Linked DNA regions of Homo sapiens: regions 2 and 3 are each linked to region 1. The links are chromatin contacts, found by Hi-C or POLR2A ChIA-PET in ENCODE. All regions are on one chromosome and are shown on one strand. The core of a region is the stretch at or near the end of the contact, and the rest is flanking DNA. Distances in the headings are between cores, read along the strand shown.

What was found. A loop is a pair of places that touch in the nucleus more often than their neighbours do. ChIA-PET counts read pairs that join two places held with the same protein, here RNA polymerase II (POLR2A). Pooled maps may share reads with other maps.
Region 2: a loop to region 1 is called in a map of heart right ventricle, with 3 times the contacts of the local background. The contact joins the promoter of ALDH8A1 here to the enhancer-like site in region 1. A Hi-C loop is called at or near these places in 20 of 168 maps with a recorded cell type or tissue (B cell, CD4-positive, alpha-beta T cell, CD4-positive, alpha-beta memory T cell and 13 more), 25 of 37 single-sample maps with no recorded cell type and 32 of 50 pooled maps.
Region 3: POLR2A ChIA-PET joins it to region 1 with 13 read pairs in T-cell. The contact joins two enhancer-like sites. POLR2A ChIA-PET finds 5 or more read pairs at or near these places in 4 of 52 experiments (AG04450, GM10248, OCI-LY7 and 1 more).

What each region holds. Positions count from the first base shown.
Region 1 is chr6:134,639,727-134,642,891 of GRCh38, forward strand. No RefSeq gene overlaps it. Among named protein-coding and RNA genes, the nearest start is that of LINC03002, 100 kb to the left of the region's middle. Within about 2 kb of position 1,410, at least 11 of the 41 ENCODE cell types and tissues checked have a DNase peak (open chromatin) inside an H3K27ac peak, as active enhancers do; they include heart right ventricle, where a contact is called at or near this core.
Region 2 is chr6:134,948,726-134,951,931 of GRCh38, forward strand. It overlaps ALDH8A1 (aldehyde dehydrogenase 8 family member A1), which reads right to left and starts at 1,376. Exons shown (of 7, transcript NM_022568.4): 1 at 1,191-1,376. The coding sequence starts at 1,328.
Region 3 is chr6:134,266,944-134,270,271 of GRCh38, forward strand. All of the region lies in intron 1 of SGK1 (serum/glucocorticoid regulated kinase 1), which reads right to left. Among named protein-coding and RNA genes, the nearest start is that of SGK1, 50 kb to the right of the region's middle. Within about 2 kb of position 1,253, at least 5 of the 41 ENCODE cell types and tissues checked have a DNase peak (open chromatin) inside an H3K27ac peak, as active enhancers do.

The DNA of each region.
Region 1 (3,165 bases), core at 160-2,659:
GTGGAGATGGATGTTGGGTGACCAATATTAACAAAGGTCCCTACGGACAGACTTGTTTCCATATTTGACTCTGCCACTTGCTATACAAATTACTCCACTTTCCCAAGTCTATTGTAAAATGAAGGTAATGGTAAACCCAACTCCACAGGATTGCTATGAAATATAAATATAGCAATGTTTATAAAGTGCCCAGCATAATAACTGTCACATAAGTATGTCTATTAAGTTTCAGTAAATCAAACTTTCCTTTCTTATTTCAGTGATGCCTGTGTTAGGCTTTTCTATATTAGCTCCATGTATATTTACTTATATATTTCTTACATTCATGTGTATTAGTATTTTATTATCAAAGTATGTACTTCCAGAGAAAAAAGATCATGCCTCACTTTAACCAGTGCCATTTGCTTTTGATGATGACAGTGACAATAACAATAATAACAGGGAGGCATTGTCCTAGTAATTAGTTTTAAGTACTTTTTGAGACTTTAAAAATAATCTACATAATATGGTATTTATACACATAGTCAATGGTTATAGTTATGTTTAGCATATAGGTATCCATTTTCTTTTTCATGGTCACGCTGAGGGACCCTGATGACACATAGACCATATTGCCCTTACAAGGCTCTTAATGACAGAATGGTTGGCATAGCCTTACTTTCCTAAATAGTTTGCTGATTCACTTGTTCCATTTTTAGACATCAGCAGATCGGCATTGGTGACATCTGCTAATTATTTGGTTTGACTCGTGACTGGCATGAGACTTCCATCTGCATCAATCAGTAAGACATGATTAGTGTGAGGTTAATACCACCCAATCCATGACCAATTTGTTGTAATGAGAAGCCTTGTTTATTTATCGGTTTTCCCCAGAGGTAATCATTTGTTGGAAACATAGCTGCCAAAAGTCACATTGTCTTCGTATTAATAGCTTATCAACTCTCAAATTGCATTGACCTACCCAATTACATATTTAAGACCTTCTGCACCTCTCTTACGGTTTCCACCTCTCATTTCTACCTGGAAACAGTCTTGGAAGACAGCTGAAGACTGTGCTTCTATGGTTCGTCCTTCCTTGTTTCCCTAGTACAATATTTTGAGACATCCCCTCAAATGGCCCTCTTCTTTCTAAACCATCATCATGTGACAGTCACAGCTTCATTAAGACATGTTAGTTACGCTTCCTGGTTTAATTCAGAGTGAATTAAATCATACTCAATAAACTCACCAAGAGTTTTGTTGGTTTCTTGTGTAATGCTTGGGTAAGATTAGAAAGGCAATGACCTCCAATCATGGTAGTAGCTAATTCCTTGTTTAATACTTTAGGTCAAAGTGAGTGCACATTTCACCATTTTGTGGTCTACCAGAGCAAACACAGAAGAATGCTTTCTGCCCCCTGGTGCTCATTGTCTGCTACTGCAGCAGATGAGTCAGCTGAGATATGTTCCAGACAGAAGCAGAAGGAATTGTGTCTCTACTGCTTATAGCACATGAGCAAAGCCACAACTTTTCAGTGCGTCACATGTCAGATACCTCCTAAATATGCAAGTGTCAGGGAAATGAATGAAGAGGATCTCTCAATTCTGTAACAGGAAGCACCACTGGGGAGAATGGCAGAGGCTCTGGGCTCTGGCTCTTGTTGCTTCATTAGCCTCTCATCTGGGAGCCCTCTGGGGTGCTGGCTGGTCCACCCTGGCCATGTCTGGGTCTCTTGATTATGCCAGGTTATTCCCTGACTCAACACACTGACATGTGCTTCTCTCTCTGCCTAAAAACTTCCTCACCCCCTTCATCTCCTAAATCGTATCTCTCCTTCAGAATGTAGCTGAAGGGCCACCTTCACAGGAAAGTCTCAATCAGGACTTCCTTAAATCTTCTCATACCACCTGATTCTTCTCCTTCAAGGCACCCATTACGATTGTAATTGAATAACTAAATTGTTTAATGAATGTACAATCTGCTAAAATGTAAGCCCCTCTAAGGTCTTATTTACATTTGCATTTCCCATAGGTGTACAACATAATTTTTAAATGAATGAATGAATTCTGAAGCGAAAACATAACATTCTTAAATTTGACAGCCCTTTTGTTTGCAGATAAACCAAAGCCAGGCTTATCCTGGAGTATAATTTCAAAGATAACCAGGGGAAGAAGAGAGGAGAAGATAGGGAAGGGGTGGGACTGAATTGGGTCAAGGTTCTCTTCATTCTGTCTCACCAAGGAATAGTTGTACGCTAATGTAATTAAATGCCAAAACTAGCTTGCAGAAACTTTTCTCTTTTCTCAAAGTTCTCTAAGTTTACAAAGAGTAAGCATGCTTTTCAAATCCTACTTATTTTTTATCCTTTGCCTATAGTATGGATCCACCCTCCAAGACTCTGAAAGTTTTTAATTGTAGTATCTGTGCATGGAACATAAGCTTAATTACTAAGGCAATGCCCATTGCTTTGTAGGGCCACGAACAATGCTTTTCATTACTGGGCATAAAGTACTCTGTTGTTATTTTCTCTATAGCCTTATATTGGAATAAGCAATAATTGTAGTTTATTCTTTACAGATGGAGGCAATAAGCACAGACAGATCTGGAACCCTTGCCTACTGTGACATACAGCCGCAGTAGCAGGCAAGCCTGGGTCAGCTCCAGAGCGGCAATGGAGGGAAATTCCCAGGACTCTGGGTGTCTTGGAAGTTTCCAAGGCCTGCAACTGATCACAGATCCTGGTTTTCCTCCCATTGGCTAAAAAGATAATAAATACAAGTTACAGCTTGACTACTGTCTGAAAAAATCTTGTAATGGTTAATGGAAGAAAGAAGAGAAAGTCCAGATGTTTGTTTTTTTTCCCTGCTTAGTGTGAGTTGAATGCTAACTTGAGACTAGGTCTAAAGTAGATCAGAAAATGCTTTCTCTTTATAAGTCAATTCATACCAGAAAAAATATAGGACACAGACAATGCCCAATAGTTACACTGGGACATGGAAATGGAGAGGAAGGGGAGTAACACTTGTGGGGTTGATATTATCATTTCATCATCTATCTGAAATATCGCACAAGGGAGGGAAAACTGAAACAGTAAAAGCCACATACAGATTCCACTGTTTTTAACATTACATTTGTTTCTCATTCATTTAACTTTCAATAAATATTTATTGAAAACTCGCAATATAC
Region 2 (3,206 bases), core at 126-2,625, 310 kb after region 1:
GCTGAGAAACTGAACATATCTATTACTCTACTAGCTAGCGCATCCATAGCTCATTCTATTTTCTAAAAAGTTATGAGCCATTAGCTGCAGGAAATATTTCAGCTGAATTTGGCATGTTTGTCATTTTTAACTTCACTTTGGCAAACAAGGAAGAGTGGAAAACACAAAGCTGGATTTCCCAGAGCTGTGTTAAGTCATTTGAAGCAAACAAAATTGCAGTTTATAATTTAACCAATGCATTAACCAACATTTGCAAACATTAATCCCTAAGTCTGAAGGTTTACTTTAAATGCAAGACAGATTTGAAGTATTAACAAAAAAGAAAAAAAATAGCAATGTTCTTAAAAAAAAACTTTGCATGGAATATATATTTTTATAGGAAGACTATATTTTAAATAATCTAGTTATTTGTGCCTTAAAAAGAATAAATTATAATTCATAAGGCATTAGATGACTATATATACATCAGCTACATTTACCACTTCAGATATATTTACATTCTCAGTGCAATAATTGATAGCTAATCAAATATATCTCAAATATTTTACAAAATTCTCCAAGTAAAATTAATTCTACATCACCAAAAAAATGTAATGCATATGCCATTAAACACTTTGGATAAGAAAAAAGACGCTGTTAAATCTAACTCCAAAAATATATGGGAATTTGATTTTGAGTTTCATCATTCAAATGATTGATTTTATTTTACTAGGTATTTTGAAGACATGACAAATTATGAGAAGACAATCTAAAACAAAGCCCACAGTTTTTTGCTTGTTTGTTTATTTTAGTAAAGCTATACTTTTTTTTTAATTCCATGGATATAGTGGTAAATTTAAGCAGTGCGTGGTGGAGAAAAGGGAATATTTAACAAAGTGATAGCTCTTACAAATAATACTTTGTACTAGACACTGATTAGGAAATGTTTGAGAATTGCAAAAAAAAACTGCACACAGGGCTGTGTTAGGTTGGCTAGAAAAATGACTTACTTTCTGCATATAGGAAGAGATTTGTTCTAGGTATCATACAGTCCAGTTACAAGGTACATCTTCTGAGAACTAGAATCTTCCTTCTATCATGTTTAACAATCCTACATCTTCCCCCAACTCCCTCTGCTTTTAGAAAACTGTTACCCATAATTGGCCAACATATTAAACACATTTCAGTCTTCTTTAAGTGCATATACTCACCTCGTCTTTTCCACTATTTGGCACTCTGCAATACACTTCCCCTGTTGATGGGTCGTAAGAATCTATATATGAGCTACAAGGTAAAAATTTTCCATCTATGAAGTTTTCCAGCATCAAAAGTGCGTTTGTTCCAGCCATAGCAAGGAAAAATTCTGCCTTTCCTCTTTACGACTGAGCACTCAGGTTGTCCCCACCACTGTCTGGACTCCTGAGTGAGCCTCCCCCTTCCCAGCCCCCATCTTCCCCTTTACCAATCAGTGAATGTGGGAGGGCACCTGACGCTCTCAGAGAGCATTCCAGTCTCCAAACTCAGAACTAAGAGAGTGGCTGAATGTTTCACAGACTTCTAGTACATTACCTGACATGGATAATTGTGTGTAAAAGTAACAGCTACTTACTTATGTGTTCATAGCCCTTTAAATCATCAGAAGGCATCTGTGCATGTGATTTTATTGGGTTCACACCGTAAACTGTTCATTGCTCAAACACTGATTGGATGCCAGGCCCCAAAGCAAGTCCTTTACATGAATTTACTCGTTTATTCCACACAACAATCCTATATGAAGTAACCATTACTTCCTCTCTTTTATAGAAGAAACTGAGCCTTGGAGAGGTTAGACCATTTTTCCAAGGTCACATAGTTAGCAGGGGATGAACTGTAGCCCTTTAATCTCCAAATCATATACTTTTTCCTCAATGCATCACTGCTTACCCTGCAGAGGTAACTGAAGACAGATGCCCTCTTTCCGTGGCTCATCTGTGTTTCTTTACCTTGGCTGCCCTCTCTTGGAAGAGCTGTCTCTCCATCCCAAAACCGGGGCCACAGTGGCTGCTCACATCTTCCTAGATGTGCCATGGAGATAAAGACAAGCCAAAAACATGTGTGACACATATAGCAAGGGCTTCAGATCCCTGATGTAGCTGAGAATTTCTACAAATTGGTAAGAGAAATGAGCACCCCAACAGAAAAGATAAGCAAAGATACAAAAAAGCAATCCATAGGAAAAGGAACACAATTGGCTAATGAATATATTAACAATGTTCAGCCTTGTTGTTAAGCAAGGAATGTGAAATACAGAGGTGGCCTGATTTGCCAATCATACTGGAGAGCATTTTTAAAGATTGAGAACATCTACTCTGTGAGGATGTGGAGAATCATCCCTAGTCCATAGGCGGGAGGGTTCACAGAACACTGCTTGGGGCAATTTGTCAGGGTCTGGTCAATTTCTCTTCTAGGAATCTCTCCTACAGAATTACGTGCTCATGAACAAGTACATAAGTCACAGGACATCCTTTTTTATCATAATTTAAAAATCAAAACAACCTAAAGTCCATCAATTGGAGAATATTAGAGTATAATTGTTATATTCTTAACAGGGAATACTACTTAGACATTAGAAGGATGCATTGTTAAGTGAAAAAATAAAACTAGTGAATAATATATACAGCATAGTTTCTTTGGCTATTTACATGGTTGACAGGAAGCCGTTTTAAACTGCTTGGATATTTTATGGCAAGCCTATATTACTTTTATAATTATGATTTATAGTTATAATTCAGTTGAAGGTTAGGTACCAATATTCTAAAATTCATTGATCACATGAGGGCACTTGCTGGCCGTGCACCTCCTTAGGCCCTCTCTGCTTCCATCTTTATTGGTCTCTAGATATTCTCCAAAATTCTTGCTGAGACTTCTGACAAGCATGGTGTGGCTGATTCTGGGAGGCCCAGAGCAGCTGGAGTCTGGAGCTGGCGCCGTTGCCTGTCGCTGGAGAGTCGCTGACAGGGACTGGAGACAGAAGGTAGTCTCAGGCTTTTTCTGGTGCTGCCCACGGTCAGGTCAGCTGGAAACAGAATGAGAGAAATACGCAGGTCCCAGCCCTGGCACCACAGAGTGAAGTACCAAGAAGTGAGCTTGGTGCTGAGAGACAGTGAGTACCACCCGGTGTGTGCATAAAGACTTCTGTAGCCCATCTTCCTGGGTCTCCAACAACTCTGCCTAATGTTGATGGACTC
Region 3 (3,328 bases), core at 3-2,502, 370 kb before region 1:
TAGTTTAAAATCAATCTTTTTACTCTGGCTTACTTTCAATGTCTCTTTTGCCAAGTAGATTTAACTTTAGGGTTACTGTGAACAGGATTTAAACAGATGATAAATCTATTCAAATATATTTGTAAGTTGTATGCCTGGACTAAGAATCTTTGTATCTTGAAATGTATATCTCCCCTGACTCCCTGAACACCCGCACTCTAGAGCTTGAGTTATGGCCAACAAAATAAAATTTTTTTTAAATATTCTTTTTTCATGTTATTTTTATTTCTTTTTGTTTTTTATTTTTATATTTTCTTTTTCTTTTTTTTAATATGTTACAGTCTGAATATGTTCATAGTGACTTTTCTGTTTGTTTGGTTGGTTTTTTTTACAGAGATACAGTCTCACTCTATTCCCTTTGTTGGAGGGCTGTGGCACGATCATAGCTCACTTCAACCAAGAGCTCCTAGGCTCAAGCTATCCTCTCGCCTCAGCCTCCCAGTTACCTGGGACTACAGATGCGCGCCACCACGTTCGGCTATTTATTTTTTGGAGAGACGGTGTCTCATTATGTTGCCCAGGCTGGTCTTGAACTCCTGGTCTCAAGTGATCCTCCTGCCTTGGCATCCCAAAGCTCTGGGATTACAGACATGAGCCATTACACCTGGCCAGAATAAAATTATTAAAGGGACATACTATTTATTTAATAAAATAAGTAAACTATAAGTAAGAAGGAAAATAAAGCATATGAATGATCAGGATCATTGCGGGTGGAGGGCTCAATTTTAAACAGTATGAGCCAGGATACTATCGGATACTCCCTCTCTGTCCACACAGAATGTAGCAAGGGATATGGAGAAATACTCCCTTTCTCCAGAAGCATCAGAGAAAAAGTGTTACTTACAAAAATGAATCCAGCAACACATTTCTAACCGGACTGTTGCTGAATTTTACTGCATGCTTTGTCTTAAAAAGGTTTTGTCTCCATTGGCTTAGTCCTTATACTGGCTTCAACGTGTCCCTTCTTTATGACTCCTTGACACTTTTCACCAGCTTTGAAGCCTCACAAGTGATTTTTACAGGCCCAATTAAGGACAGAGTTTACGATGTTTGCTTGCTCTTGAGAGAGTGGCTGGACCGACCCAGTGAATGCACAGGAGTTAGGCAAGGTGCCCTTCAAAACTGCTGAGTAGAGAAATCCTCCCACGGCCCCTCGGGGAATTCAAGCTACAACTGGCCCATTGTGTTTCCTCAGGCTGCGGATTGCTTTACTGGAGGGAGTAGCTGACTGTGAGTGGCTTTGGGAGCCCTTCATAACAATGGCTGGAGGAGAGCTGCAGCAGCTGTGTGTGCGAGAAACACGAATGCCCGGATGCCAGCGGCAGCCTGGGCTCCTGGGCCTCCTGGGCCACCTGGGCCCTAGTTTTATTCAGAGCTACACAACTGTTTGTGAAGCGCATTGTAAACAAACATAGACGGGGTGAGACATCCTCTTTATCCTGAATAAATCAAGAATTCCCAGGCCGGGCGCTGTGGCTCATGCCTGTAATCCCAGTACTTTGGGAGGAGGCGGGCGGATCACGAGGTCAGTAGATCGAGACCATCCTGGCTAACACGGTGAAACCCCGTCTCTACTAAAAATACAAAAAAAATTGCCGGGCGTAGTGGAGGGTGCCTGTAGTCCCAGCTACTCGGGAGGCTGAGGCAGGAGAATGGCGTGAACCCGGGAGGCGGAGCTTGCAGTGAGCTGAGATCGCGCCACTGCACTCCAGCCTGGGCGACAGAGCGAGACTCTGTCTCAAAAAAAAAAAAAAAAAAAATTCCCTCACTTGGGGTTTATAGGAGACTGTTCTCCAAACCACACCAGACTTTTAGAAGCAACTACCTCTACAGATACCGGGGTGAACCAGTAAGGCCCTTCATTTAACTAGACAGAAACTGAGTGAACAGTGGGTAAACAAAATATTCAACCAAATTCTTTGCTAAATCCAGTCCACCTTGGTTTTATTAATGTCTTTACTTGGAAAAAAAAAAAAAAAAAGCCATCCAAAAGCAATCCCTCAGTCTAGAAAATTGCCAGATGTGATTAAAGAGATTGGCTGGCTTCTAGGGATTTTCCACTTGTGGTTTTTTCCTATTATCTAAGAGCAAACAGATATTACTATTAATTTAAAATAGTTTAGCTGATAATGATATCAACCGATACAGGAAAATTATAGAGAGTTTAGGTACTTAGGTGTGAACTCAGGTGGCAACACCTACTCTCATTGGCCCCCGTCCTTTTAGGGGGAAGAGCTGACTCTCTTAAAAAGCCAAGAGAGCTTGAAGTTGCCTTCTGTAATTTCCAAACAGGCATTTTTTTTTTTTAATTATAGAGAACTGACTTTGCTTACTTGACGCCTCAATAACTTTCAATTTCGAGAGAGTCAGCCCAGTTTTCTAGTGAAATTACTTGGATAGGTCAATAGATTATAAAAAGGGAGGCCAGGTGAGGTGGAGGCCGAGGCAGGTGGATCATTTGAGGCCAGGTGTTAAAGACCAGGCTGGCCAACATGGTGAAACCCCGTTTCTACTGAAAACACAAAAATTAGCCACCATGGTGGCGTCCACCTGTAATCCCAGCTACTAGGGAGGCTGAGGCAGGAGAATCCCTTGAACCCAGGAGCCGGAGGTGGCAGTGAGCCAAGATCGTGCCACTGCACTCCAGCCTGGATGAAAGAGTGAGACTCTGTCTCAAAAAAAAAAAAAAAGAGAGAGAGAAAGTAAGAGACCTGCATGCCTATGCCTCTCCCAGAGGGTGCATGCTAGCAGGTTAGTTACGGCATGAGTGTAATTTAGGAGAAGGCTCCTGGAAGCAAATTCATCTCACACTGATACTGGAGCCTGAAGCTGCTTCATAGCATGTCTCCTAAAATATAACAGTGCTGTAATATTCAGTAATATTAATCAGATATCTTCACCCCAGCTATATGTCATCATCATGTATCTGTCTTTTCTCTCTCTCTTTTTTTTTTTTGAGACGGAGTTGTACTTTTGTTGACCAGGCTGGAGCGCAATGGCGCGATCTCAGCTCACTGCAACCTCCGCCTCCCGGGTTCAAGCAATTCTCCTGCTTCAGCCTCCCGAGTAGCTGGGATTACAGACGTGTGTCACCACATCCAGCTAGTTTTGTATTTTTAGTAGAGACAGGGTTTCTCCATGTTCGTCAGGCTGATCTCGAACTCCTGACCTCAGGTGATCCATCCACCTTGGCCTCCCAATCCCAAGCCTGTTGGGATTACAGGCGTGAGCCACCGCACCAGGCCTATTACTGTCTTTTCTCTAGTGTTTGTAGTGTTTATTGCTTGTA